3 separate regions of the Homo sapiens genome follow, and regions 1 and 3 are each linked to region 2. The links are chromatin loops, found by intact Hi-C in ENCODE. Cell type or tissue: PC-9. All regions are shown on one strand. Each heading gives the region's core, and the rest is flanking DNA. Links, peaks and the distances in the headings are about the cores only.

Region 1 (10,654 bases), core at 1,248-9,247, 140 kb before region 2:
TATTTTTATTTTATTTTATTTTTTTGAGATGGAGACTCACTCTGTCACCCAGGCTGGAGCGCAGTGGCGTGATCTCGGCTCACTGCAACCTCCGCCTCCTGGGTTCAAGTGATTCTCCTGCCTCAGCCTCCTGAGTAGCTGGGATTACAGGTGCACGCCACCACGCCCGGCTAATGTTTGTATTTTTAGTAGAGATGGGATTTCACCACTTTGGTCAGGCTGGTGTCGAACTCCTGACCTCATAATCTGCCCACCTCAGCCTCCCAAAGTGCTGGGATTACAGGCGTGAACCACCACACCTGGCTGAGATTAGAACTTTAATTGTGACTGTTGGTGCAGCTGTACGTCGCTTGGAGATTGTATGGAAGGTTCCCAGTCGGAGGCTCCTGATCTCTGGGGATGGCTGAGGCCAGTGTACATGACCTGCCAGTCTGTGCTTTAGTCCCACAACACTGTTTTCATGTGAGGGCAAAAGCAGTGAACTGATGCTGTCTTGCTGTTAGGTAACGGATTAGACTTATACCTTTCTTTCTTTCTTTCTTTCTTTCTTTCTTTCTTTCTTTCTTTCTTTCTTTCTTTCTTTTCTTTCTTTCTTTCTTTCTTTCTTTCTTTCTTCTTTCTTTCTTTTTCTTTTCCTTCCTTCCTTCCTTCCTTCCTTCCTTTCTTCCTTCCTTCCTTCTTTCTTTCTCTCTCTCTCTTTCTTTCTTTCTCTTTTTTTTTTCAAGACAGAGTCTTGCTCTGTTGCCTAAGCTGGAGTGCCATGGTGCCATCTCAGCTCACTGCAACCTCCGCCTCCTGGGTTCAAGCAATTCTCCTGCCTCAGCCTCCCGAGTAGCTGAGATTACAGGCACACGCCCCCACACCTGGCTAATTTTTGTATTTTTAGTAGACACGGAGTTTCACCACATTGGCCAGGCTGCTCTTGAACTCCTGACCTCGTGATCCGCCCACCTCGGCCTCCCAAAGTGCTGGGTACAGGCATGAGCCACTGCGCCCAGTCCCACCTTATACCTTTCAATGACCCTTTCTAGCTGAGTATTTGGCAGGAAAGTGGATGCTATGTATTGGTAGAAGAGATGTTGAAAAGGTCTGCTTCCCCTCTGTGCTCCTGCTCCCATCCTTGGCAAAATATTGGCAATAGTAGCGTTGTTGCCTGGAAAGTTGCCTTGTTCCGGCTCTGTTCGCAATTCCTTTCCATTGTCTGGCTTAGTTGTTCTGGTCTAAAGGGGAGGGAACTGGGTTGGGGGAAGAGACCCCCCAGAGCTGCAGGTCCCAGAGGGTTTGAGAAACAGGAGCCACAGGAGGGAAGGAGCCCTGAAGTGTGTTTGCCCAGCTGCTGGGGCGCCTGGCTCCAGCCCTTGTTTGGAAATGGCCCCGGGCAAAAGAAGAAAGGTAATAATACTTGAAGTAAACATTAGGGGCATAGAATATCAGCACTCACTAAACTTGACATTTATTTGAGACTTTAGGCAATGTGCTCAAAGGGAGAGGAGAGGCTGGGCTTGAATGCTGGGTGATATTCATGGGGGCTGAAGGGAAGGCCAACAAGGGAGCCCTCCCTGGAAGCCTCCAGGCAGGAGTGAGAGCAGGGGGTGTGACTTTGTTTCCCTGAGAAAAGGGAAGAGGCAAGGCATGAGTCAAAGCCCTTTGATTTTTGTTTGACTGTTCTTCTCTGTCTGCATTTTCAACTTATCCCAGCCTGTTGACTGACACACGAGTTGATTGTGGACTTTGCTACTGCAGGGTTTATAAAGCACTGCAGGGACCAGGGACTGTGCTAGGCAGTGGAGTCTCTGTCTAAGTTGAAGGCTTGAGCAGAGTCTAAGCTTGTTCTGATGCAAATTACTGATGTGGCTTTTTTTCTGGAAAATTCTAAAAATGGTCTCTGCCTTCAGGAAGCTCAAGTCTAACCAGGGAGATGACATCCACTTCATAAAACCTAGAGATATGAGTGCAGTCATCTCTCAAAGTGGCAGGAGTGGAGGGGGACTGAGAGGGACTTGGTTGGGTGGAACTTGAGCTGGAGGTGGAGGAGGATTTGGGTTGGTGGAGGGCAGAGAGGAGGGCCGTGCAGAGCAGGGGCGTGTTGTAGGAGAGGTGCTCCCTGGAGCTCATTGGATGGGGATCTTAGAGGACAGGAGCTTTTATGTTCATTTTTGTATTGCCTGAACTCACACAGGGCCTGGCACTTTGGGAGTATTCTATAAATGACTGCTGAATGGAATGATGGTTTGTAACCTATTAACTTGTCCTGATGTGTTAGAAAGTGGGCAAAAGTGAAGCCCATTAGCAGAAAGAAAATCTTACTGAAAAATGGTCCCATGTATGCATAGAGCCTGGTGCGGCCACTTTACTTACTTATGCTGCTGAGTTCTGCATCAGTCCACACCGAGGCCACCGCAGGGGCCGGGAGCTCCTCCTCAGACCTTCCTCCAGGTGCCTCAGTCTCTTTATCCCTCTGTTCTCCCAGGTCCCGCTACCTGTCAGTTCACTCCATCTGGTTTCCCCTCCATGCACTTGGGGTGGGTGTCGCATCCTGTGTCTCATCGGGGGGTCTTCAGGTCCCTCAGGTCCATTGATTAAAACACCCCCAAGACAAATGGACTTTCCTCTTGTTAACATGATAACTTCTTACAATGCATCTCGAGAACATTATCTGTGTCAAGAGTCTGTCTGATGCACAGAGGCCCTCCCTCCCCCAGGAAGGAGGTCAGGGGAAGTTAGGAGAAAACACCACCCTGCCTGGGTTACTTATTTCCCTATTCTACAGTGTATTTGGTAGACGTTCAAAAATATTTGTTGACTTTGTCCATGATCCACATGGCTCTCATATAGTCATTTATTCACACATACATTCAGTGAGACTTTGAGCCCCTAGTGTGTGCCTGGTATTCGCTAGATGGTGGATGCTGAGATCAGGTGTGCTGCTGTCTCTGAGAAGTTCTCACTATACAGTGGCACCTAGGGTGACCGAATCCACCTGCCCCACTTTACAGACATGGAAATTAAAGTGCAGGGAAGTTATAAGATTAGTTCAATGTCACAAAGTCACTAGCCTCAAAGTTACGGGAATAAATCAAGTTTCCTGACTTTGTGGATTTTCTGTTAGTGTGCAGCCACCTGGCTGCTGCAGGTGCAGACATGTGAGCTCCGATAGGAGAGAGGACGCTCAGAGTGAAATGGGAGCCCTGAGCACCCTGGATTAGCCAGGAGGACATGTCGGGTTCAGCTGTGACCACACAAAGGACCATCGGGGACATTTGCATTCTCTTTTTCACTTTGAGCTTGAAATGACGAAATCTCAGCTCAGAAATGATCCCATGTATGCGTGGAACCTGGTGAGAAAACCAAGAGTGGGAGATTTTTCACAAGGCATTGGTGAGATGGGTCAAAGAAACCTGTGCTGATGTCTGTCACGGTGTTTCTCACTGAATGGTAATGGTCTGGCTTTGAGTGGGTTCCTTCCATAACCTGGAGCTCTGTGAGGCAGGGACCGGGTGTGATTCACCTTTGTCTCTCCAGTGACAGTACACAGCAGGCTCCGACAAATATTTCTTACAAAATAAAACTGAATAAAAAGTAGACACCTGCACAGGTGTAGGATGACTGAGCAGCAGCAGAAGCAGGAAAAGTCAGCGTCCCCAGATCAGCTGATACGGGGTTCAGCTTCTACATAGGGGTGAGGTGCCAGGACGGTGACGGGGGTCCTGTGGCTCTGCTGCTCTGGGGAACACCCCTAGGATTTGGAGCATCTGCTATGGTTGCTGCACTTCACTCGTCCGTGGGAAAGGGACCGGAAGGTGTGGGACTTCACGTGACCCAACGTGGGAAACCACCAAGGGAATTTGGGATGGGTGGCACATGTTTTTTTTTTTATTTTACCCAATATTTGAAGGTGGGTTGTACAAAGAAGTATTAGACTTATTTCAGCCTATGGAGGACACAGGACAAGGATTGGTGAGTGCGAATCACACACATTTTGGCTCAGGATGTGAAAGAACTGTCACAGTAAAGTAAGTTTCCTTGGGGAATTACCAGTTTACTGGCGGAATTCAGGCTGAGGCTGATGTTGAAAATACCCATTACAGTGGCCTGGCGCGGTGGCTCACGCCTGTAATCCCAGCATTTTGGAAGGCTGAGGCCGGCGGATCACTTGAGGTCAGGAGTTCAAGACCAGCCTGGCCAACATGGTGAAACCCTGTCTCTACTAAAATTACAAAAATTAGCCGTGCATGGTGGAATGCGCCTGTAATCCAAGCTACTTGGGTGGCTGAGGCAGGAGAATCGCTTAAACCCAGGAGGCGGAAGTTGCAGTGAGTGGAGATCGCGCCAAGATCGCGCCACCGCACTCCAGCCTGGGCGACAGAACGAGACTCCGTCTCCAGAAAAAAAAAAAAAAAAGAAAAGAAAAGAAAGGAAATACCCATTACAATGATTTTTAAGGTTACAAGGGCAGAACTTGGCTTGGAACTGTTTCTCACTGATCACATATTGTTATAAAAACTGTTTTTTGCAATGGGTCGTTGCTCTGTGATGCAGGCTGAGCTCTCTCTGACAGTTACTTCCAGTCTTTGTGGGCGGTTATGGTTCTCTTACCTCATCTGTGACTTGGACTTCACTTCCTACACCCTGCCCGCTCCAGCCCCATCCCCTCCACGACTGGCGAGACCGCTAAGAGTTAAGTGCATTTACTGATGATGGTCACAAGGTGGCAGCACTGCCTTTCGGGTGTTTTCTAAATCCTCTACCTGGATGTGGGCGAGTCTAAGACGCTGTTTTAAGAAAAGGTCACAAATGAGACGAAGGTAAATGTTATTTTCCTTCTTTCTCCTGTAAGGTGACGGAGTTCAGATGACTGTGAAATCATTGCATTTTAGAACTGGAAGACACTTCAGAAAACTGCTTCACAATCTTTAATGTGCTCACAGATCCCCCAAAGATCTTGTTTAAATACAGATTCTGATCCTTCTGATGGGGTCTGAGATTCTGCATTTCTAAGGAGCTTTTGGACATGTCGTTGCTTTTGGTTGGTGGGCCACACTTTGAGTAGCAAGGGTTGAGGGTCATTTAGACATTAATTCTCATTGCACCTGATTATAGATGAAGAGAGACTGAACTGCAGAGAAAGAATATAACTTGCTTCACCCTGCCATGCCCTTACTGCATGACTTTTTGTATTTAAACCCACAGCTTTAGCCTCTCCGACTAGTTCTTGCTCCATGCATCACGTAGTCCTGTCACTGTTGTTGGCGGCTTCTCTCTAGCTTAGGAATCCAGACTCCCCTTTTCACCACCTTCTTTGGTCTTGGCTCAAGGTTTCACTTTGGCTGGTTCTGCCCTCTCAAAACCTTCAGTGGCTTTTCTGTAATCAGATCAAATTTGAACGTCTGTCTAGTGTTCATTTCCCTGCAACATATTATCCCTGTTTAGCAAGCTTACCTAACTTCCCTGTTTTAAAATGGTTTCTTTCTGCTTCAGCTCTCCCTGCTCCTTCCTGTTCCCTACACATACCCTGTTCAGGTCTCTCGGTGGTAGTGGTGGTGGCATGGGTTCCGGTGTTAGACTCACTGAGGTTCTAATCCCACATCCACCAACAACCTTGGCAAGTTACTTCCCCTTTCTGAGGATCAGTATCCTCCTTGTGAAATATCCCCATATCGTGTGTGAGAAGAGTAAATAAAATAACATCTGCAAACCCACTCTTACTCCTGGGACCTTCTTCAAAACTAGCATCTCCGGTGGGGCCTGTGTGTGTCTTTGTGCATCCAGAGTGGTGCAAAGTGTGCATCTTTGCGTGCGTTGTGTATTTCTATCACATGATTCATAATTTCCTTCCCATCAGTGGCAATTAGGAGCTCATCTCAGGCTTAGGATAGTAAAATTATATGGCATGTGTTTTCACTACAATAAAGGTCCCTCTGAGGTCTGAGGAGGAAATTGGCCAGGAGGGCTGGATGCTTTACTTAGGTTCCCTTGGCTTCTGTTTCTCTTTGTGTCTGCTTTCCTAAGCCTGAGTCTTTCAGGGTCTAACCCAAATCCTTCCTGTTTTGTGAAATGTTCAACCGTTTTTGACCCAGTTGATGCCACCCTTCTGTAACTTATTTCATCCATGTATTGGCATTTAATTATGTGCCAGCCCTCCCAGTGAGACCCCCATAGAGAGGCTGGAAGGGTGTTGGCTGTGTGAGAATTGAGAATTGAAGGTTGAGTGAGTTCTTTTCTTACTACTCCCTGAGTGTTGGAGCTGCCTTCTATCTTTTTTTTTTTTTTTTTTTTGAGACAGGATCTCACTCTATTGCCCAGGCTGGAATGCAGTGGCATGATCTTGGCTCACTGCAAACTCCGCCTCCCAGGTTCAAGTGATTCTCCTGCCTCAGCCTCCCAAGTAGCTGGGATTACAGGCACCTGCCAACACGCCTGGCTAATTTTTGTATTTTTAGTAGAGATGGGGTTTCACCATGTTGACCAGGCTGGTCTTGAACTCCTGACCTCAGATGTTCTGCCGGCCTCAGCCTCCCAAAGTGCTGGGATTATAGGCGTGAGCCACTGCACTTGACCCTGCCTTCTCTTTTTTTCGAGCTATTGCCAGCAGCAGTTCCTCCTGTACCAGCAGCACCAGACCATGGCAGGCATGTGAATACCTTAGGGATTGCTCTTCTCAGGGTCCTTCCTGCCTCTGGGTTTTGGTTACAGTGGCATTTTTTTGCATGTTATCAGATGGCCCCTCTAAGGAGGGGACTGATGATATCTCTTTATAAAAACCTCAAGATAATAACTCTAACGAAGTTGAGCACAGTGTCCTCTTGCTTAAACAGCCGGGTGACAGGAGATGTGTACACTTTCCTATTTTGTGAAATTTATAACAGTCTTTATTCTCTTACTTCAAAAGAAATTAAGGACAAAAGACCAAGTGGGGAGAACAGGGTTGTTTAGGGGAGGTCATGTATCTCTGATGTGGATTTTGTGAATTTTTCATTCAGTTATACCCGGAAGTGTGCATCTTGGCATATGTGGTCATATATTTCCATGACATAATTCATAATTCCCTTCCCGTCAGTGGCAATCAGGAGCTCACGTCAGGCTTGTGATAGTAAAATTATATGGTGTGGGCCAGGCGCCATGGCTCACGCCTGTAATCCCAGCACTTAGGGAGGCCGAGGCACGCGGATCACGAGGTCGGGAGATCGAGACCACCCTGGCTAACACGGTGAAACCCCGTCTCTACTAAAAATACAAAAAATTGGCCAGGCGTGGTGGTGGGAGCCTGTAGTCCCAGCTACTCAGGAGGCTGAGGCAGGAGAATGGTGTGAACCCGGTAGGCAGAGCTTGCAGTGAGCCAAGATCGCACCACTGCACTCCAGCCTGGGCGACACGGCGAGACTCCGTCTTAAAAAAAAAAAAAAATTATATGGTGTGTGCTTTCACTACAATACAGGTTTCTCTGAGATCTGGAGAGAAAATAGTCCAGAAGGGCTGGACACTTTACTTGGTGTCCTGCGTCTCTCTCTCTTTTTTCTTTTTTTTTTTTTTGAGACAGGGTCTTTCTCTGTCACCCAGGCTGGAGCACAGTGGTGCAGTCTTGGCTCACTGCAGCCTCAACCTCCTGGGTTTGAGTGATCCTCCCACCCCAACCTCCCAAGTAAGTAACTGGGACTACAGCCATGTACTACCATGCTTGGCCAATTTTTTTTTTTTTTTGGGTAAAGATGGGGTTTCACCATGTTGCCCAGGCTGGTCTTGAACGTCTGAGCTCAAGTTATTTGCCTGCCTTGACCTCCCAAAGTGCTGGGATTACAGGCATGAGCCACCGCACCTGGTCCTGCCTTCTCTTTTTATTGGGTAGCATTCTACTCACCCATCATTTCTCAGTTAGGAGATTTTTTTGCCTTCCCATTTCCCTATCATGGGTCCATGCCAAATATTGTGTCTGGAACTGGATGTTAGGTCCAAGGAATGGCCTCCTAGCTGATTTCCAGGATTCTAATCTTCATGGTGTAAGCTGTAGATGCTGGTTAGAGTCACCTATATGGCATTTAAAACTTACCAGGGCCTGTGTCTTCCCCTAAGAGAGTCTGAGATGATTGGTTCATCATGTGGCCCAAGTATTGGTCACTTACAAATGCTTCCAAAGAAAATAGCCATTTTACAGTGGAGGAACTTTTAGCCCAGTGCTCAAAGTTAACGTCTCCAGTGATCAGAGATATCGACATCTTAGGACATCCTAATATGATGGATGGAGAAGGTGCAGCATCACCTCTGTGGTGTTCTTGTCTAACGTGTACAACCTAAGTTTAATCATGAGTAAAAAATAGAAGCCCAAACTGAGGGTCATTCTACAAAATAACTCCAATACTCTTCAAAAATGTTAAGGTCATGAAGGCAAAAGAAATTCTGAGGAACTGTACCAGTTTAAAGGAGACTGAGAGGACAAAAAATGAGATGCAGTGTGTGATCTTGGATTGGATCCTGGTCTAGAAAGAGGACATTAGTGGGGAGATAGAGGAGATTTCAATAAGGTCTGCAGATTCATTCATTGTACAATGTCAGTGATTAATGTATTTATTTTATTTTTTAAATTTAAATTAAATTAAATTTATTTTTTGAGACAAGAGTTTTGCTCTTGTTGCCCAGGCTGGAGTGTAATGGCATGATCTCGGCTCATTGCAACCTCTGCCCTCTGGGTTCAAGTGATTCTTCTGCCTCAACCTCCCAAGTAGCTGGGATTACAGGCATGCACCGCCACACCCGGCTAATTTTGTATTTTTAGTAAACGTGGTTTCTCCATGTTGGTCAGGCTGGTCTCGAACTCGCGACCTCAGGTGATCTTCCCACTTCGGCCTCCCAAAATGCCGGGATTACAGACGTGAGCCACTGCGCCCGGCCTATGTATTGATTTTAATGATTGCACTGTGGTTATCTAAAACAATATTTGGGAAAATTGAGTGAAAAGTATATGGGGACTCTATTTTTGGAACATTTTTGAAAGTGTGAAATTGTTTCAAAATGAAAAGTTTAGAAAAAGAGAAAAGCTTCTAGGTAATTCTATTAAGTTGTCAGAGTTCAGAACCACATCTCTAAGTTATCTTGCCTAACACTATTGTAACCAAGTACCCCTATTTTTCTAGAGGTAGCTTAATTTTTTTAATTGTTTTAACAGAAATAATTATTTCATTTCTCCTAACCCCACATTGTTGCTGACCAATGGTTAGCATCCTGATTTGGGTCAGAACCATCGTAGGAGCAAAAGCTGCTTATAACATTGGCCCTGCTTGCAGGGATAGGCATATCCCTCTGGTGTGGAGCTTCCTGATATTACAACCTGTTTATAAAAATACAAGGCACGCTTTCCCAGAGACCTTCTAGACCTCAGACCACAATGCTCCAACCAATATAATCTATAAGTCCGGGTACTCATAAATATTTCCAACTCCAGGTAGATCAGTTTCATTCTAATGCTCACTGACTATGCGCCCTTTCAGCAAAAAGTACTCAGAACAAATATGGCACCCAGATCCCATAAAGATAAAAATAAAGCTTGGCAGTGGAAAATGGTAACTGAGTACCCCCATTTTTCTAGAGGTGGTTTAATTATTTTTTCCTCCCTCTGTCTCCTGTCTCATTTCCCTGGCTACCCGTTTCCTACCCTTAGCCCTTCAGAAATGCATATATAACCTTCCACCTCCCCCATCACCAGACATTCCCTACAGGGCAAGTTCCTCTAGCTGTGTGCTCCGTGATGAATCTCTCAAGAGTTGACAGTTCATTAGCGGACCAAAGAATACCTGCCATGGAACTTTCACCTCCAGAGGGTTGCCTCAGAGCTTCCATCCTGGGTCACCTCAGAACTTACACCCACTAGGGGAACATGTCAGAAGCATGCCCACGTGGCCATTTTTACAACTTACTTCTGTCCAGGAAGGCACCATCTCAACTGCCCGGTAGATAATTGCCCAGTAGCAGGGGGACGCTTGTTCTTGCTCATTTTCTCTTTTACCTTCTAAAAAAATGCCTGCTTTCTGCTCCAAAGGTGGAGCAGCACATTTAAAGGCAGAATGCTTTGTGCCCCTTCCTCCAAGCTAGCTTTAGAATAAATTCACTTTTTTTTTTGTATCGGACCTCACTCATGTTGATGGGACTCTACATGCAGCATGCGACTAACCTGGTTTTCGTTACACTGGTTTTTGGTTACACTGTCAGAGTAATCTTCCTGGAAATGCTGTTTGTCATGTTACTGAGCTTCTCAAAGCTTTCCAGTGACTCCTATCATCCATAGAATGAAGTTTCAATTCCTTAGGCTGCCATTCAAAGGCCCCATAACACAGCCCCAGTCTACTCCCTTGGTTTGTGTAGAAAGACTTGATCCCCATTTTATGTTTTCATGTCTGAACTTATTCTAATTCTTTCACTCCTTTCCACAATACCTTTGACTGTCTTCTCAGCCTCCTGAGCTGTTCTTTGTCCTAAGGCTCATTTCAGACCCTGACTCTTCATTGAAGACTGTATGGTTATTTCTGTTAGAAGCAGTCATCCTGTCTTTCTTTGAGTTCGTGTAGGCTCAATCGCTCTGCAGTGAAACATGACCTTTAGATTCAGAAATATGTGAGTCGGAATCCTGGTTCCACCTTTGACCAATTCTGAGATAAAGGACAAGTTA
Region 2 (10,654 bases), core at 1,211-9,210:
GTATTTTTAGTAGAGGCGAGGTTTCACCATGTTGGCCAGGCTGGTCTCCAACACCTGACCTCAAGTGATCCGCCTGCCTTGGCCTCCCAAAGCACTGGGATTACAGGTGTGAGCCACCACGTCAGACCTAATCTTATATCTTTTTTTTTTTTTTTTTTAAAGGACATATCATATTTATTCATACACATGCTGGAATTATTGGTGCAGACATTTAAATACATTTTCTTTGAGAAAGTCCTTTTTTTTTTTTTTTTTTTTGATGGAGTTTCCCTCTTGTTGCCCAGGCTGGAGTGCAATGGTGCAATCTCAGCTCACAACAACCTCTGCCTCCTGGGTTCAAGCAATTCTCCTGCCTCAGCCTCCCAAGTAGCTGGGATTACAGGCATGCACCACCACGCCCAGCTAATGTTTTTTATTTTTAGTAGAGACGGGGTTTCTCCGTGTTGGTCAGGCTGGTCTTGAACTCCTGATCTCAGGTGATCTGCCCGCCTTGGCCTGCCACAGTGCTGGGATTACAGTCGTGAGCCACCACAGCTGGCCTGGGAAAGTCCATTCTTTTTTTTTTTTTTTTTTTTTTTTAATTTATTTTTTTATTGATAATTCTTGGGTGTTTCTCACAGAGGGGGATTTGGCAGGGTCATGGGACAATAGTGGAGGGAAGGTCAGCAGATAAACAAGTGAACAAAGGTCTCTGGTTTTCCTAGGCAGAGGACCCTGCGGCCTTCCGCAGTGTTTGTGTCCCTGATTACTTGAGATTAGGGATTGGTGATGACTCTTAACGAGCATGCTGCCTTCAAGCATCTGTTTAACAAAGCACATCTTGCACCGCCCTTAATCCATTTAACCCTGAGTGGACACAGCACATGTTTCAGAGAGCACAGGGTTGGGGGTAAGGTCACAGATCAACAGGATCCCAAGGCAGAGGAATTTTTCTTAGTGCAGAACAAAATGAAAAGTCTCCCATGTCTACTTCTTTCTACACAGACACGGCAACCATCCGATTTCTCAATCTTTTCCCCACCTTTCCCGCCTTTCTATTCCACAAAGCCGCCATTGTCATCCTGGCCCGTTCTCAATGAGCTGTTGGGCACACCTCCCAGACGGGGTGGTGGCCGGGCAGAGGGGCTCCTCACTTCCCAGTAGGGGCGGCCGGGCAGAGGCGCCCCTCACCTCCCGGACGGGGCGGCTGGCCGGGCGGGGGGCCGACCCCCCCACCTCCCTCCCGGACGGGGCGGCTGGCCGGGCGGGGGGCCGACCCCCCCACCTCCCTCCCGGACGGGGCGGCTGGCTGGGCGGGGGGCCGACCCCCCCACCTCCCTCCCGGACGGGGCGGCTGGCCGGGCAGAGGGGCTCCTCACTTCCCAGTAGGGGCGGCCGGGCAGAGGCGCCCCTCACCTCCCGGACAGGGCGGCTGGCTGGGCGGGGGGGCTGACCCCCCCCTCATCCTCCCTCCCGGACGGGGCGGCTGGCCGGGCAGAGGGGCTCCTCACTTCCCAGTAGGGGCGGCTGGGCAGAGGCGCCCCTCACCTCCCAGACGGGGCGGCTGGCCGGGCGGAGGGCTGACCCCCCCACCTCCCTCCCGGACGGGGCGGCTGGCCAGGCGGGGGGCTGACCCCCCTACCTCCCTACCGGACGGGGCGGCTGGCCGGGTGGGGGGGGCCCCCCCCCACCTCCCTCCCAGATGGGGTGGCTGCTGGGCGGAGAGGCTCCTCACTTCTCAGACGGGGCAGCTGCCGGGCGGAGGGGCTCCTCACTTCTCAGACGGGGTGGTTGCCAGGCAGAGGGTCTCCTCACTTCTCAGACGGGGCGGCCAGGCAGAGACGCTCCTCACCTCCCAGACGGGGTCTCGGCCGGGCAGAGGCGCTCCTCACATCCCAGATGGGGCGGCGGGGCAGAGGCGCTCCCCACATCTCAGATGATGGGCGGCCGGGCAGAGACGCTCCTCACTTCCTAGATGTGATGGCGGCTGGGAAGAGGCGCTCCTCACTTCCTAGATGGGATGGCGGCCGGGCGGAGACGCTCCTCACTTTCCAGACTGGGCAGCCAGGCAGAGGGGCTCCTCACATCCCAGACGATGGGCAGCCAGGCAGAGACACTCCTCACTTCCCAGACGGGGTGGCAGCCGGGCAGAGGCTGCAATCTCGGCACTTTGGGAGGCCAAGGCAGGCGGCTGCTCCTTGCCCTCGGGCCCCGCGGGGCCCGTCCGCTCCTCCAGCCGCTGCCTCCCGGGCGGCGCTCGCCGGCGCGGCGGCAAAGACTGAGACAGCTCCGCTGCCCGCTGAACTCCATCCTCCCGGCGGTCGGGCGGCGGCGGCTGCGGTCGGTCGCGGCGGCGGCTGCGGTCGGTCGCGGCAGCGGCTGCGGTCGGTCGCGGCAGCGGCTCCGCTTCATATCTGCAGCTGGGGCCCGCGGGCGTCAGCGCCGCGACTGTCCTGGCTCCGCACTGCCCCGGGCCGCAGCGCAGCCGCGCCAACCACCAGCCGCGGCCACCATGGCCAGACGGGCTCCCTAAGCCACCGACCCCAGCCCGCGGCGCCTTCGACCCTTCTGGGGCCTCCGGCGCCGCGACCTCCTCTAATCTTATATCTTAAAATAACCAAGTACATGCTCTATATGGATTTAACAGCAGAGAGGAAAAAAATATGAGAATATATGAGGACATTAGGAAATAAATTACTTATAATAACAGATTACTCTTTCCTTATAACATTACTTATTAATTATAAAAGTACTTATAATAATAGCTGACATGTTAAGAACTCCTATGTCACAAGCATTGTTCTAAGCACTATACACTCATTTTGGCCTCACAGAAATCTAAAGCATTTTTAAAATTTTGACTTTTCATTTATCACGTTTATTTATTTAATCTAATTAAATTAATTAATTAATTAATTAATTATTTTGAGATGGAGTCCTGCTCTGTCGCCCAGGCTGGAGTGCAGTGGCGTGATCTCGGCTCACTGCAAGCTCTGCCTCCCGGGTTCACGTCATTCTCCTGCCTCAGCCTCCCGAGTAGCTGGGACTACAGGCGCCCGCCACCACGCCCGGCTAACTTTTTGTATATTTAGTAGAGATGGGGTTTCACCGTGTTAGCCAGGATGGTCTCGATCTCCTGAACTCGTGATCCGCCCACCTCGGCCTCCCAAAGTGCTGGGATTACAGGCGTGAGCCACCACACCCGGCCTCATTTATCATGTTTATTTTTAAACATTCAAAAATCTTTAAAAATAGGGTTCCAGTTTATCCTTTATCCAGCTTTTTTTTTCAAATAACATCTTCTATAACTAATATAATTGTTCATATCAGGGAACTAGCATTGGTGCAATAACATTAACCAAGGGGATCTACAAATATTCAAATTTTGCTAATCATCCCACTCATGTCCTTTTTCTGCTCCCAAATCCAATCCAAGATCTGACACTGAATAACACTGTCACATCTCCTAGGCCTCCTCCAACCTGGGGGAGTTTCCCACTCTTTCCCTCTCTCAGGACCTTGACACTTTTGAGGAGGTCTGGTCAGTTGTTTTGTAGAATGCCTCTCAATTTGGGTTTGTCTCCTGTTTCCTTGGGATGTTTTAGGTTATGCATTTTGGGTAAGATTAGCACAGAAGTGATGTGTCTTTCTCAGGACATCCCACCTGGAGCCCCAGGATGTCCATATCTCTCATTACCGATGAGGTTCACTTTAAGCGCTTGGTTCAGGTGGTGTTTGCCAGGTTTCTCTACTATAAAGTTACTATTCATCTCATTGTAATTAATAAGTATCTTGTGGACAGATACTTTGGGAACAAACCAGTAGCCTGTTTCTTCTCACCTTACTTCCCCTGACCCCTCCTTCATACTCAATAGTTACAGCATCATCTTACCTTTACCCATTAATTTTTAGAATCTGTGGATGGTTCTTGATTCTGGCCTATAAACAATTATTACTGTGGTGTTAGCCAAATAGTGATTTTTTATTTCCATAATTCCTTCTACATTTATTAATTGGAATTCTGCTATAAGAAAGAGCTATTTCTTCTTCCTTATTTATTTCTTTGTTCAATTATTTATATCAGCATGGACTCATGGATATTTATGGGTTGGAATCCATTGCTATCATTATTATGTTGCTCATGTTGTCCCAAAATTGGTAATTCTAAGCTCCCTGTAATCTTTTGAAACATTCCCATAATTTTTCGAGTGGTTCCTTACTTTCTGGCCTCACAAAAAGCTCCGGGCTTCTCTTGTGCTTTCCTGCCCCAGCCCTGGATCAGCTATTTCTCCAGGGAGCCCTGGTTCCTTTCATGGGAGAATGATGTTGGTAAACCATGGGCACCGACACATCCATTGCCAGTGGGTGCCGATGCTCCTACGCCCTCTAGTGGTCAGAGCTGGGAAATAACACTCACACTAGTGTACTGGTAAACCCCACATTTTACAAATTAGGTAAATGAGGAAAAGTTAGGCAACTTGATCAAAATCACAGAGCACATAGGTAGTGGAACTGGGAAATGAAAACAATGGCAGACGCACCACAAGTCCTAACAAGTGGAAGTAACTCTTTCTTTTCTCTCTCTCTTTCTTTTCTTTTTCATTGACAGAGTCTTGCTCCGTCATCCAAGCTGGAGTGCAGTGGTGCAATCATAGCTCACTGCAACCTCCACCTCCTGACTGAAGCAAATCTTATTCCTAACAGCTTGCAAAGTGGATTTTATCATCATCATTTTAAAAATTATGGAATCGAGGATCAAAGAAGCCAAGTGACTCGTGCAAGATGACACAGTTAAGTGACAGAACCAGTAGTGAGTCCCAGGTCTCTCTGGATATAAAAAGTCCATGGTTATTCCACTGTATCAGTGTTTCCCAAAACTGACTTTAGGTGGAACATAAATAAGCTTTTAAGAAACTTTAATAGTTATATGTTTATTTTAATGCATGTTAGAAACAATTTTAAGCAAATTCACAAAACCTTTAATTTCATGGACAATATTGCAAAGGACGGGGATGTTTTGTTTCAAACTCCTGGCTTCAAGTGATCCCCCCATCTTAGCCTCTCAAGTACCTGGGATTACAATGTAAGCCATTGCACGCTGCTGGGACAAGGGTGTTTTGTAAAGTAAATTTATTTAGAAAAAATGTATGAAGTCAATAATAATAAAGATGGTACAAACTGTAGAAAACATTATAGAGATGGTCTATAAATATCTGAGGCTTGGGAGACATAATACTATAGCACCAGGCAGCTTCATCTTCAGTTATGTCTATAAAATTAAAGTCTCATAGTGCTGCATAAAGGAAAACTAAGAATCTTAGACATGGGTTTTAGCCCCATGTGTGCATTTCTAGGAACCCTCTCCCTGGACATCTCTGTGACCTCCTTGTTGGGAGTAAATCCAACTTTCCCAGCCATTAGAGAACACTAGGAAGACTCTGAATGCACAGAGGGGTTTCTGTGTCATAGAGGAAAAAGCTGGGTTGGGGGACCCTAGGGACTCTCTGCGTGGTGCATAAGAGATCCACACCCAGGACACAGCAGAGGTCAGCGCAGAGGAACGCAGCTCATCCTGTTATGGTACAGCGGTCCAAATAAGAGTTGCTTCTCAAAGCATGTTCTGGGGGAGCCAAAATGTAGACAGAAGTGAAGGAAAAGGCAAAGAAAAAGGAGGCAAGTGTGAGAAGGGAGGGGACAGAGAAGCATCCTGGGCTGAGACCACACCTCAGGCCCACCTGGGAAGTGCCCTGGGAGGAGTTTCAGCACAAACAGCACAGCTGACAGTCAGAGCAGCCATGCTTGGGAGCATTTCTGGAGCCCAAGCTCTTCTCCACAGTGGAGGACAGAGCAGGCAGCAGAGACCCTGGGACCCCCTCAGCCCCTCCCCGCAGAGGATTCATTCCCTGGCAGGGGCTCTTGGTAATAGGTGAGGGGAAGATTCTCTGGGAGTGGGTGGGAGGAGGGAGAATAGAGACTGGCAGTGGTCTCCTGGGGAGGGCAGGGCTCTGAGAGGGATCGAGGGTTTCTGCTGAAGTGGGAATAAGGGAGAGGACACCAGCCTCCATCATAGCTGAGACTACAGACACTTGCTACCATGCTCTGCTAATTTTTTAAAAAATTGTTTTAGAGATGGGGTCTTGCTATGTTGCCCAGGGTGGTCTCCAACTCCTATCCTCTAGCAATCCTCCCTCTATGGCCTCCCAAAGGACTGGCATTACATGCCTGAACTATTGCACCTGGTGCCTTTATTTTTTATAAAATATTACAGCCTGCCTGCTGGCCATTCCTCAGGCTAGCAAGTGCAGCTTCCTGCAGAGACCAATAGCAGGCACTTGAAGGAGGGAGGGTGGAACAGGGTTTGACGCTGAACAGGTTGGCCAAGTAGACATTCAATAGGGTTTAGGAGGAGCTATTAATATTCATGAAGGTTTGACTTACACAAGTTTGATAAGAAAACGTGCATGCTATATGCGTTCCATGTTCACTATGGAGTAATCAGGGTGCCCCATAGGGCAGTCTTCTCTCTGTTATCTGCACAGTAGAGCTTACAAAGCCCTCCATCAAGGCAACAGGACCCCCGTGGAGGACAAAGACTCTGTAGGTTAAACTGTGAACCTGAGACTCAGGACACAACATACCTGTGGTGAGTAAGGGGTCAGAGCTTCCTGGCCAGTCCCAGGCTGAAGATGTCCAAGGGCAACAGGACCTTCACTTTACTCAGTGTCACAGGTAGTGACACAGGACTCTATGAGAGTGGAACCCAGAACCCAGTGAATGCCGACTGCAGCGACCCAGTTAGCCTGAATGTCCCGTGTATCTTCTCTTCTTCTGGGGCTCAGGCTGCCAGCTCAAATCCACATAGCCAGAGCTCAAACCATTCACTTCCCCTTGGGTCCAAGAACACAGACCCCTGCCCTTGGATACCCAGGCTGGCTGTGACTTCCTGCCCCAGGCAAACCCGGAAGGGCACAGCCCTGACCAAAAATAGGTGGAGAGGGACTGCTCCTGTCATGGGAGGCTTGGGGTCCACAGCCTGTAATGGGAGAAACAGGTGAATGTCTCAGACTCAGGCTCAGTGAACACAGCGGAAATTTGGTTGGTACTTTCTCAAACAATGTTGTGACTTGGCTTAGAGGGACACTGTGGCCCTTCCACAGACCAGGAGTTTTCCTTCCCTCTGATAACATGTTCTCACCCTCAAACACAATTATGGTCCATCCTCTGAGGGAAACGATGTTGCCACCACTGTGGAGATGGTGCAACTGAGACAAACAGTGGTATCTGGTGTTGAATGGGACCTTAAGCCAACAATGACAACGTCAGTCCACAGTGTTTAGTATTTATGGACTCAATGCAAGTCACCTGATTTCATTGACTATTCACAACAGCTCAATAAAGTAAATGCATCATCACCACCACTTTAAAAAGGAAAAAGGTGCTTGGGCAATTTGTGACTACTGTGGTCGCTGCTGCATTGCTCTCTGGTAAAGCCAAGTAGGTAGTGGGTGCGGCCTCTGGGCTGGGATGATCCACCCTCCTGGTGGAAGCAGGGGAGCCAGGCTGGAGCCATGGCCTGTGCAGTGGTAGCAGCTGTACCGACTGCTGCTGCAGGATTTGCAAGCTGTTATGTTTGGCAAGCCACGAAGCACAGAAAGCCTCAAGTAAAACAAGTTTTTCAAAGTCTACCAAAATATTTTTCAGAGGTTATTACGACAGAGGTGGGGTTGAACCCAAAATGACAAAACAGGAAGCAGCACTAATACTAGATGTAAGCCCTAACGCCAATAAAGGAAACAGTAAGAGGTTCTTATCAACATGTTATGCTCTTAAATCACCCAGACAAAAGAGGGTCTCTTTATATAATAGCCAAGATCAATGAAGCTAAAAATTTACTGTAAGGACAAGCTAAGAAATGTAAATGTATAGTAAATTTCAAGTTTATATTAGTTTATGTGTACGAGTACCAACTTTTTATAATAAAATGCCTCCAAGCAGAGAAAAATTTGATTTTAGATTTAATAACCTATAACAGAGGACTCAGATGTCTGCTATTTCACAGTCAGCCTGAAAGGATCATTTTGCTGGAGGTAAGCTGCTGGTTCAGAAGGAGGAGTGAGCCACTGACCCTGTGGACAAAGAGAGGAGATGAATGACTGAGAGTTTCCTGGGGCCTGGGGCCATGTTCCTTCCCAGAGATCCCAGCCAGCTCTCAGGTTCCACCATGAGGTGTGCAAAGGAAACCATCCAGGGGATGGCCCTGACCCTCTGCAGAAGATCAAGAGTCTTTGCTCAGGTGACAATCTGTAAGGATAAGGTGGCACCTCTCTTTCACCCCAGACCACCCTATGGTGACCTTGGAGTTCTCCCAGACATCTCTGTGGGACCCACAATAGGAACTCCTTCTCAGCTCGCAGATTTTGCAACCTCATCATCAGGTTGAATTTTTCTCCTGTGGACTTTTGTGAGATTCTTTCTTAGCACTCTTTGTGGCTTTATAAAGATCAGTCCCTGTTCCTCATATAAACTTCTATGTATTGGGGGGAAGGCAGGTGTATTAGGCCACTTTTGTGTTGCTATAAAGAAATACCTGAGACCAGATAATTTGCAAAAAAAGAAGTTAATTGGCTCATGTTTCTGCATGATGCACAAGAAACAGGGTGACAGCATTTATTTGGCTTCCAGTGAAGCTTTTACTTGTGGCAGAAAGGGAAGAGGAATAGATATAACACATGGTGAGAGTGGTAGTAAGTGGCAGGGGGGAGGTGTCACTCCATGACAGTCTCACCCTGTCATTCAGGCTGGAATGCAGTGGCACAATCTCAGCTCACCGCAACTTCTGCTTCCTGAGTTCAAGCTATTCTTCTACCTCAGCCTCCCAAGTAGCTGGGATTACAGGTGTGCACCATCAAGTCTGGCGAATTTTTGTATTTTTAGTACAGATGGAGTTTCACCATGTTGGCCAGGCTGGTCTTGAGTTCCTGACCTCAGGTAATCCTCCTCCCTCAGTCTCCCAAAGTTCTGGGATCACAAGCATGAGCCACTGTGCCTGGCACCACACACTTCTAAATAACCAGACCTTGTACAAAATCACTCACTATCATGAGGACAGGACCTAGCCATTCATGAGGGACCTGCCCTCATGACCCAGCCAGGCCCCACCTTTAACATTGGGGATTACATTTCAACATGAGATTTGGAGGGGAGAAACATCCAAACTACATGAGCAGGCTTGCCAGTTGTGTTCATCTCTGAGGCCAGGGCAGCTTTTCATAGAATAGGAAGGGCATGTACTTTTCAAAAAATGTATTATGGAATGAAGATTGCCCAGCTCAGTCCTCATAACTTCTGGATTTGAAGTGACTCCAATCTAAGGATTTCTCAATCTGAAGGGCCCATCAGACTAACAGCGGATCTCTCTGCAGAAACTCTACAAGCCAGAAGAGAGTAGGAGCCAATATTCAACATTCTTAAAGAAAACAGTTTTCAACCCAGAATTTTATATCCAGCGAAATAAAGCTTCATAAGCAAAGGAGAAATAAAATCCTTTATAGACAAGCAAATGCTGAGGGATTTTGTCACCACCAGGCCTGCCTTACAAAAGCTCCTGAAGGAAACATTAAATATGGAAAGAAAAAACCAGTACCAGCCACTGCAAAAACATACCAAAATGTAAAGACCATCGACACTATGAAGAAACTGCAACAACTAATGTGCAAAATAACCAGGTAACATCATAATGATGGCATCAAATTCACACATAACAATATTAACCTTAAATATAAATGGGCTAAGTGCCCCAATTAAAAGACACAGACTGATAAATTGGATAAAGCGTCAAGACTCATTGGTGCGTGAGACCCATCTCATGTGCAAAGACACACTTAGGCTCAAAATAAAGGGATGGAGGAATATTTACCAAGCAAATGGAAAGCAAGCAAACAAACAAACAAAAAGCAGGAGTTGCAATCCTAGTCTCTGATAAAACAGACTTTAAGCCAACAAAGATAAAAAAAAAGACAAAGAAGGGCATTATATAATAGTAAAGGCATCAATGCAAAAGAAGAGCTAACTGTCCTAAATATATATGCACCCAATACAGGAACATCCAGATTCATAAAGCAAGTTCTTAAAGACCTACAAAGAAACTTAGAATCCCACGCAATAATAGTGGGAGACTTTAACACCCCACTGTCAATATTAGACAGATCAACAAGACAGAAAATTAACAAGGATATTCAGGACTTGAACTCAGCTCTGCACCAAGCAGACCTAATAGACATCTACAGAACTCTCCACCACAAATCAATAGACTATACATTCTTCTCAGCACCACATAGCACTTATTCTAGAATTGACCTCATAACTGGAAATAAAACACTCCTCAGCAAATGCAAGAGAATGGAAATCATAACGAACAGTCTCTCAGACCACAGTGCAATCAAATTAGAACTCAGGATTAAGAAACTCACTCAAAACTGCACAACTACATGGAAACTGAATAATCTGCTCCTGAATGACTACTGGGTAAATAACAAAATTAAGGCAGAAATAAATAAGTTCTTTGAAACCAATGAGAACAAAGACACAACCTATGAGAATCTCTGGGATACAGATAAAGCAGTGTTTAGAGGGGAATTTATAGCACTAAATGCCCACATGAGAAAGTGGGAAAGAT
Region 3 (9,784 bases), core at 384-8,383, 110 kb before region 2:
TCTCATTTGAATTTTCTTGTACTTTCAGTGACCTTCTCTATCTGAGTATTTGGCAGGAAAGTGGGTGTTATGTGTTGGTGGAGGAGACGTTGACAAGGTCTGTTTTCCCTCTGTGCTCCTGCTCCCATCCTTGGCAAAATATTGGCAATAGTAGTGTTGTTGCCTGGGAAGTTGCCCTGTCCTCTCTCTGTTCACAATTCCCTCCAATTCTGCAGCCACATAAGGTGGCAGCAGAGCAGGATCCGGGACAAGAGGCAGCTCCCCTGCCGAGAACACCGCCCCTGGAGCAGTGGGTGACACCAGGCCTCCTTGTGTGTCCATCGGGAAGGTGGCCATGGCTTAGTTGTTCTGGTCTAAAGGGGAGGGAACTGGGTTGGGGGAAGAGACCCCCAGAGCTGCAGGTCCCAGAGGGTTTGAGAAACAGGAGCCACAGGAGGGAAGGAGCCCTGAAGTGTGTTTGCCCAGCTGCTGGGGCGCCTGGCTCCAGCCCTTGTTTGGAAATGGCCCCGGGCAAAAGAAGAAAGGTAATAATACTTGAAGTAAACATTAGGGGCATAGAATATCAGCACTCACTAAACTTGACATTTATTTGAGACTTTAGGCAATGTGCTCAAAGGGAGAGGAGAGGCTGGGCTTGAATGCTGGGTGATATTCATGGGGGCTGAAGGGAAGGCTAACAAGGGAGCCCTCCCTGGAAGCCTCCAGGCAGGAGTGAGAGCAGGGGGTGTGACTTTGTTTCCCTGAGAAAAGGGAAGAGGCAAGGCATGAGTCAAAGCCCTTTGATTTTTGTTTGACTGTTCTTCTCTGTCTGCATTTTCAACTTATCCCAGCCTGTTGACTGACACACGAGTTGATTGTGGACTTTGCTACTGCAGGGTTTATAAAGCACTGCAGGGACCAGGGACTGTGCTAGGCAGTGGAGTCTCTGTCTAAGTTGAAGGCTTGAGCAGAGTCTAAGCTTGTTCTGATGCAAATTACTGATGTGGCTTTTTTTCTGGAAAATTCTAAAAATGGTCTCTGCCTTCAGGAGGCTCAAGTCTAACCAGGGAGATGACATCCACTTCATAAAACCTAGAGATATGAGTGCAGTCATCTCTCAAAGTGGCAGGAGTGCAGGGGGACTGAGAGGGACTTGGTTGGGTGGAACTTGAGCTGGAGGTGGAGGAGGATTTGGGTTGGTGGAGGGCAGAGAGGAGGGCCGTGCAGAGCAGGGGCGTGTTGTAGGAGAGGTGCTCCCTGGAGCTCATTGGATGGGGATCTTAGAGGACAGGAGCTTTTATGTTCATTTTTGTATTGCCTGAACTCACACAGGGCCTGGCACTTTGGGAGTATTCTATAAATGACTGCTGAATGGAACGATGGTTTGTAACCTATTAACTTGTCCTGATGTGTTAGAAAGTGGGCAAAAGTGAAGCCCATTAGCAGAAAGAAAATCTTACTGAAAAATGGTCCCATGTATGCATAGAGCCTGGTGCGGCCACTTTACTTACTTATGCTGCTGAGTTCTGCATCAGTCCACACCGAGGCCACCGCAGGGGTTGGGAGCAACTCCTCAGACCTCCCTCCGGGTGCCTCAGTCTCTTTACCCCCTGTTCTTCCAGGTCCTGCTCCCTGTCAACTCACTCCATCTGGTTTCCCCTCCATGAACTTAGGGTGGGTGTTGCACCCTGTGTGTCATCAGAGGGGGCTTCGGGTCCTTCAGATCCATTGACTAAAACACCCCCAAGACAAATGGACTTTCCTCTTGTTAACATGACTTCTTGCAATGCATCTCAAGAACATTATTTGTGTCAAGAGTCTCCCTGATGTACAGAGTCCTTCCCACCTTCAGGAAGGTGGTCAGGGGAAGTTAGGAGAAAACACCACCCTGCCTGGGTTACTTATTTCCCTATTCTACAGTGTACTTGGTAGATGTTCAAAAATATTTATTGACTTTGTCCATGATCCACATGGCTCTCATATAGTCATTTATTCACACACACATTCAGTGAGGCTTTGAGCGTCTAGTGTGTGCCTGGTATTTGCTAGATGGTGGATGCGAGAAGATCAGATGTGCTGCTGTCTCTCAGGAGCTCTCACTATATAGCTGCACCTAGGGTGACCGAATCCACCTGCCCCACTTTACAGACGTGGAAATTAAAGTGCAGGGAAGTTATAGGAGTAGTTCAATGTCACAAGGTCACTGGCCTCAAATTTACAGGAGTAAATCAAGTTTTCTGACTTGCTGGATTTTCTATTAGTGTGCAGCCACCTGGCTGCTGCAGGTGCAGACGTGGTGAGCTCCGATAGGAAAGAGGACGCTCAGAGTGAAGTGGGAGCCCTGAGCACCCTGGATTAACTGGGAGGACATGCCGGGTACAGCTGTGACCGCACAAAGGACCATCAGGGACATTTACATTCTCTTTTTCATTCTGAACTTGAAATGAGAAAAACTGAGCCCAGAAAACCAACAGCAGATTTTTCACAGGGCATTGGTGAGATGGGTCAGAAAACCCTTTTCTGATGCCTGTCACGGTGTTTCTCACTGAATAGTAATGGTCTGACTTTGAGTGGGTTCCGTCCATAGCCTGGAGCTCTGCAAGCCAGGGACCGGGTGTGATTCACCTTTGTCTCTCCAGTGACAGTACACAGCAGGCTCCTATAAATCAATCTTTTCCTTCCTTCCTTCCTTCCTTCCTTCCTTCCTTCCTTCCTTCCTTCCTTCCTTCCTTCCTTCCTCCTTCCCTCCCTTCCTCTCTCTCTTTCTTTCTCCCTTTCTCTCTTTCTTTCTTTCTTTCTTTCTTTCTTTCTTTCTTTCTTTCTTTCTTTCTTCCTTCCTTCCTTCCTTCCTTCCTTCCTTCCTTCCTTCCTTCCTTCCTTTCTTCCTCTCTTATCTTTCTCTTTTGATGGAGTCTTGCTCTGTCGCCTGGCTGGAGTGCAGTGGCGCGATCTCGGCTCACTGCAACTTCTGCCTCCCTGGTTCAAGTGATTCTCCTGCCTCAGCCTCCGAAGTAGCTGGGACTACAGGCGCACGCCACCAAGCCCAGCTAATTTTTGTATTTTTAGTAAAGATGGGGTTTCACCATGTTGGCCAGGATGGTCTTGATCTCTTAACCTTGTGATCCACCTGCTTCAGCCTCCCAAAGTGCTGGGATTACAGGCATGAGCCACTGTGCCCAGCCTCAGATAAATATTTCTTACAAATAAAACTGAATAAAAAGTAGACACCTGCACAGGTGTGGGATGACTGAGCAGTGGCATAAGCAGGAGAAGTCAGCGTCCCCAGATCAGCTGATGTGGCATTTGGCTTCTAGGTAGCGGTGAGGCGCCAGGACGGGGACGGGGGTCCTGTGGCTCTGCTGCTCTGGGGACACTCCTAGGATTCAGAGTGTCTGTTGTTGTTACTGCACTTCACTTGCCCATTGGAACGTGATCAGAGGGTGTGGGGCTTCAGGTGACCCCACATGGGAAACGGCCAAGGAATGGTGGTATGGGCAGCACATGGTGGTTTTGTTTTTTTCTTAACCAATATTTGAAGGTCAGTTGTATGAAAAGCTGTTAGACTTATTCAGCCTACAGAGAGTAGTGTGAGGATCGGTGACTGCGAATCAGATACATTTTGTCTCCGGATGAAAAAGAACTGTTACAGTAGAGTAAGTTTCCTTGGAAAGTTACAAGTTTACTGGCAGAGTTCAGGCTGAGGCTGATGTTGAAAATACCTGTTAGAGTAAGTTTTAAGGTTACAAGGGCAGAGCTTGACCTGGAACCATTTCCTACTGATATCACATAGTAAGTATTATAAAAACTGTCCTTTGCAAGGGGACATTGCTTTATGATGCAGGCTGAGCCCCCTCTGACAGTTACTTCCAGCCTTTGTGGGTGGTTATAACTCCCTTATCTCATCTGTGACTTGGAGTTCATCCCGTATACCCTCTCTGCTCCAGCCCCGTCCCGTCCTTGACTGGTGAGACTGGTTAAGAGTTAAGTGCGTTTCCTGATGATAGTCACAAGGTGGCAGCCCTGCCTCTCTGGTGTTTTCTAAAACCTCTACCCAGATGCGGGCGAGTCTAAGAGGCTGTTAGGATTAAGAAAAGGTCACGAACGAGGTAAAATGTAAATGCCATTTTCCTTCTTTCTCCTGTGAGGTGACAAAGTTCAGATGAGTGTGAAATCACTGCATTTTAGAACTGGAAGACATTTCGGAGAACTGCTTCACAATCTTTAATGTGCTCACAGGTCACCCCAAGTTCTTGTTAAAATACGGATTCTGATCCTTCTGGTGGGGTCTGAGATTCTGCATTTCTGAGGAGCTTTTGGACATGTTGTTGCTGCTGGTTGGTGGGCCACACTTTGAGTAGCAAGGGTTGAGGGTCATTTAGACATTAATTCTCACTCCATGTGATTTATAGATGAAGAGATACCAAACTGCAGAGAGAGAATATAACTTGCCCTCCACAGCCATGCCCTTACTTTATGACTTTTTGCATTTAAACTCAGGGCTTCAGCTTCTCCATCCAGTTCTTTCTCCACACATCTCATGGCTCCTTCACTGTTGTTGGTGGCATCTCTTTAGCTTAGGAACCCAGAACCCCATTTTCACACCCTCTTTTGTCTTGTCTTTTCTGTAATCAGAAGATCAAGTTCACACGACTGTCTAGTGTTCATGCCTCTGCAACATATGATCCCCATTTAGCAAGCTTACCTAACTTCCCTGTTTTAAAATGGTTTCTTTCTGCTTTAACTCTCTCTGCTCCTACCTGTTCCCTACACATACCCTGTTCAGGGCTCTCGGTGGTAGTGGTGGTGGCATGGGCTCCGGTGTTAGACTCACTGAGGTTCTAATCCCACATCCACCAACAACCTTGGCAAGTTACTTCCCCTTTCTGAGGACGAGAATCCTCCTTGTGAAATATCCCCATATGGTGTTTGAGAAGAGCAAATAAAATAACATCTGCAAACCCACTCTTCTTCCTGGGACCTTCTTCAAAACTAGCATCTCCAGTGGGGCCTGTGTGCATCTTTGTGCATCCAGAGTGGTGCAAAGTGTGTATCTTTGCGTGCGTTGTGTATTTCTATCACACGATTCATAATTTCCGTCCCATCTGTGGCAATTAGGAGCTCATGTCAGGCTTAGGATAGTAAATTTATATGACATTTGCTTTCACTACGATAAAGGTCTCTCTGAAGTCTGAATAGAAAATTGGCCAGGAAGGCTAGATGCTTTTCTTGGGCTTCTGTTTCTCTTTGTGTCTGCTTTCTTAAGGCTGAGTCTTTCGGGGCCTAACCCAAATCCTTCCCGTTTTGTGAAATCTTCAACCTTTTCTGACCCAGTTGATCCCACCCTTCTGTAAATTATTTTACCCATGTATTGGCATTTAATTATGTGCCAGTCCTCCCAGTGAGGCCCCACAGGGAGGCTGGAAGGGTATTGGCTGTGTGAGAACTGAAGGTGAATTGAGTGAGCTCCTTTCTTACTACCCCCTGAGTGTTAGAGCTGCCGTCCCTTTTTTTTTTTTCCAGCTATTGCCAGCAGCAGTTCCTCCTGCACCAGCTGCACCAGACCCTGGCAGGCATGTGAATACCTTAGGGATTGTTCCTGTCAGGGTCCTTCCTGCCTCTGGGTTTTGGTGAAATTGGCATTTCCTTTTGCATGTTATTAGATGGTCCCTCTGAAGAGAGGATTGATGGCATTCCTTTATGGAGAACCCAAGATAATAACTCTAGGGAAGTTGAGCACAGTGTCCTGTTGCTTAAACAGCCAGGTGACAGGAGATTTGTACACTTCCCTATTTTGTGAAATTTACAACAGTCTTCGTTCTCTTACTTCAGAAGAGATTAAGGACAAAGGACCAAGTGGGGAGGGCGGGGTGGTGTACCTCTGACGTGGATTCTGTGAATTTTTCATTCAACTGTATCCGGAAGTGTGCATCTCTGCATATGTGGTCATATATTTCTATCACATGATTTATAATTTCCTTCTTCTTAGTGGCAATTAGGAGTTCACATCAGGCTTATGATAGTTAAATTTTATGGTGTGTGCTTTCTCTACAATACAGGTTTCTCTATAGTCTGGAGAGAAAATACTCCAGAAGGGCTGGACACCTTACTTAGCATTTTGCCTTCTCTCTCTCTCTCTCTCTCTCTTTTTTTTTTTTGAGACAGGTTCTTGCTCTGTTGCCCAGGCTGGAGCACAGTGGTGCAATCATGGCTCACTGCAGCCTCAACCTCCTGGACCCTAGCAATCTTCCCACCCCAGCCTCCCAAATAACTGGAAGTACAGACACATATTACCTATGCCTGGCTATTATTTTTTTTTGTAGAAATGGGATTTCACCATGTTGCCCAGGCTGGTCTTGAATGCCTGAGCTCAAGTTATCTGGCTGCCTTGATCTCTCAAAGTGCTGGGATTACAGTCATGAGCCACCACACCTGGCCCTGCCTTCTATTTTTATTGGACAGCAGTCTACTCACCCATCATTTTCCCAATCAGGAGATTTTTGGCCTTCCATTCCCCTACCATGGGCCCATGCCAAATGTTGTGTCTGGAACTGGATGTTAGGCCCAAAGAATGGCTTCCTGACTGATTTCCAGGATTCTAATCTTCACTGTCTAAGCTGTGGGTTTCCAATCCTGGATGCTGGTTACAGTCAGCTGTAGGGCATTTAAAACCTACCAATGCCTGTGCCTTTTCCCAGGAGTGTCTGATTTGATTGGTCCATAGTGTGGCCTGGGGTATTGGTCACTTAAAAATGCTTCCAAAGAAAATAGCCATTTTACAGTGGAGGAACTTTAGCCCAGTGCTCAAAGTTAACATCTCCAGTAATCAGAGATATCTGCATCTTAGGGCATCTTAATACAATGCATGGAGAAGGCGCAGCATCATATCTATGCTATTCTTGCCTAAAGTGCATAATCTGAGTTTAATCAGGAGAAAATATTAGAAAAGCCCAAACTGAGGGCCATGCTACAAAATAACTCCAATACTCTCCATAAATGTTAAGGTCATGAAGGCAAAAGAAATTCTGAGGAACTGTCCCAGATTAAGGGAGACTGAGAGGACAGAAAAATGAGATGCAATGTGTGATCCTGGATTGGATCCTGGTCTAGAAAGAGGACATCACTGGGAAGATAAAAGGGATTTGAATAAGGTCTGCAATTTATTTACTGTACAATGTCAGTGATCATTTATTGATTTTAATGTTTGCACTGTGGTTATCTAAAACAATATTTGGGGAAGTTGAGTGAAAAGTATATGGGGACTCTATTTTTGGAACATTTTTGAAAGTCTGAAATTATTTCAAAATGAGAAGTTAAAAAAAAGAAAAAAAAAAAGATGAAAGCTTCCAGATAATTCTATTAAGTTGCCAGAGTTCAGAACCACTTGTTATCTTGCCTAAGACTGTTGTAACCGAGTACCCCTATTTTTCTAGAGGTGGCCTAATTTTTAAAATTATTTTAACAGAAATAATTATTTTATTTCTCATAGCCCCACATTGTTGCTACACCAATGGGTAGTGTCCTGATTTGGGTCAGAACCATCCTAGTGGCAAAAGCTGCTTGTAATATTGGCCCTGCTTGCAGGGATAGGAATATACCTCTGTTTTGGAGCTTCCTGCTTTTACATCCTCTATATAAAAATACAAGGCAGGCTTTCCAAGAGACCTTCTAGACCTCACATCATAATGCTCCAACCTATATCATCTATAAGCCTGGGTACTCATAAATATTTTTAACTCCAAGTAAATTGGTTCCATTCTGCTGTCCAATGACTATGCCCCCTTTCAGCAAAAAGCAGGCAGAACATATGTGCCACCCATATCTCATAAAGATAAAATAAAGCTTGGCAGTGGAAAACTGGAAGTGAGTACCTCTATTTTTCTAGAGATGGTTTAATTATTTCCCTCTCTTTTCTCATTTTTCCGGCACCCCGTTTCCTACTTAGTCCTTCAGAAATGTATATATAACCTTTCACCTCCCCCATCACCAGACACTCCCTAAGGGGCAAGTTCTTCTAGATAGGTGCTCCATGACGGGTCTCTCCTCAAGAGTTGACAGTTGATCAGCAGACCATAGCATACCTGCCATGGACCTTTCATCTTTAGGGGATTGCCTTAGAACTTCCATCCTGGGCCACCTCGGAACTCACACACTTTCGGAGGGTGCGTCAGAAGCATATCCAGGTGACTGTTTTTATAACTTACTTCTGTCCAGGAAAGTGCCAACTCTGCTGCCCAGGAGACACCTGCCCAGTAGCAGGAGGACCGGACAGTTATCTACTGCTCATTTTCTCTTTTGCTCATTTGTTGGTCATTCTCGCTCATTTCCTCTCTTAACTTATAAAAATACCTGCTTTTTGCTCCAAAGGCGAAGCAGCAAATTTAAAGGCAGAATGCTTTGTGCCCCTTCCTCAAAGCTAGCTTTGGAATAAAGTTACTTTTTTGTATCAGATCTTGCTTTTTTTTTTTTTTTTTTTTTGAGACGGAGTCTTGCTCTGTCGCCCAGGCTGGAGTGCAGTGGCACGATCTCGGCTCACTGCAAGCTCCGTCTCCCGGATTCACGCCATTCTCCCGCCTCAGCCTCCCGAGTAGCTGGGACGACAGGCGCCCGCCACCACTCCTGGCTAATTTTTTGTATTTTTTAGTAGAGATGGGGTTTTACCGTGTTAGCCAGGATGGTCTCGATCTCCTGACCTCGTGATCCACCCGCCTCGGCCTCCCAAAGTGCTGGGATTACAGGCGTGAGCCACCGCGCCCGGCCCAGACCTTGCTTTGGTTAGTGGGACTCTACATGCAGCCTGCAACTAATCTGCTTTTTGGTTACACTGTCAGAGTAATCTTCCTGGAAATGCTGTTTGTCATGTCTCTGACCTTCTCAAAGCTTTCCAATGACTCCTATCATCCATAGGATGAAGTTCCAATTCCTTAGGCTGCCATTCAAAGCCCCCATAACACAGCCCCAGTCTACTCCCTTGGTCTGTGTAGAAAGACTTGACCCACATTTTATGTTTTCATGTCTGAACTTATTCTAATTCTTTCACACCTTCCCGCAATACCTTCAACTGTCTTCTCAGCCTCCTGAGCTGTTCTTTGTCCTAAGGCCCGTTTCAGACCCTGACTCTTCATTGAAGCCTGTGTGGTTATTTCTGTTAGAATCAGTCATCCTGTCTTTCTTTGAGTTCATGTACGCTCAATCGCTCTGCAGTGAAACAAGACCTTTAGATTCAGAAATATGTGAGTCGGAATCCTGGTTCCACCTTTGACCAATTCTGAGATAAAGGACAAGTTAATTGATGTCTTGGGATAGGGTGATAATAGTGCCTACTTAAAACATCATTGGGGACATTAGATAAGGTGGAAATATAAAGGTCCCAGCATGTAGCAGGTTCCTTCCCCATCACTTTTGTAGCTCAGTGCTCTCCAAAGCTACTGTGGGTTGTGCAGAGGCTCTTATCACAATTTTCTGGAGAGCGTTTTAAAAATATTTGTGCCTGGTCATCATTAAAATGAGAGACACTCTTGAACTGAATTAAATGCTTGGAGCTTTAAAGAGTTCAATTGAGATTTTTTTCCCCGTGGAAAACAACTCAGTAAATACGTGATCTATGGACAGAGGAATGTAACCCAATAAGGGAGAAGGAAGGGACAATGGATTTCTAAATGGGAGAAAGGTGTGATGCCTTCCACACCCATCCTTTTGACCTCAGTCAGACAGCATCAAGGAAGTACAACTCCTAAAATTATGTAAGGGAAAATAAAAATCTCATGTCACACTCATTACACCAAAGGGATAGTTCAGTCTGAAGACT

What was found. Hi-C counts contacts between places; a loop is a spot of excess contacts. Peaks named below come from ENCODE experiments on the same cell type or tissue, not always from the same donor. Only the 100,000 strongest peaks of a DNase experiment are listed, where the experiment ranks them.
Region 1: a loop joins it to region 2, with 9 times the contacts of the local background. A loop is called at or near these places in 8 of 110 quality-filtered maps.
Region 3: it touches region 2 in a loop (16-fold over the local background); 48 of 110 quality-filtered maps call a loop at or near these places.

What each region holds. Positions count from the first base shown.
Region 1 is chr19:41,779,814-41,790,467 of GRCh38, reverse strand. No RefSeq gene overlaps it. Among named protein-coding and RNA genes, the nearest start is that of CEACAM3, 11 kb to the left of the region's middle. In PC-9, for the core only: CTCF peaks have their summits at 4,470 and 4,683 (motif pointing right); DNase peaks (open chromatin) are centred at 4,697 and 6,637; H3K27ac peaks cover 4,301 bases.
Region 2 is chr19:41,635,793-41,646,446 of GRCh38, reverse strand. It overlaps LOC105372405 (a long non-coding RNA gene), which reads left to right. Exons shown (of 3, transcript XR_935972.1): 3 at 4,589-5,126. It also overlaps the pseudogene DNAJC19P3. Among named protein-coding and RNA genes, the nearest start is that of CEACAM4, 14 kb to the right of the region's middle. In PC-9, for the core only: CTCF peaks have their summits at 4,170 and 4,376 (motif pointing left); a DNase peak (open chromatin) is centred at 4,366; H3K27me3 peaks cover 3,183 bases.
Region 3 is chr19:41,741,019-41,750,802 of GRCh38, reverse strand. No RefSeq gene overlaps it. Among named protein-coding and RNA genes, the nearest start is that of CEACAM6, 9.6 kb to the left of the region's middle. In PC-9, for the core only: CTCF peaks have their summits at 3,791 and 3,991 (motif pointing right); a DNase peak (open chromatin) is centred at 4,002; H3K27ac peaks cover 1,210 bases.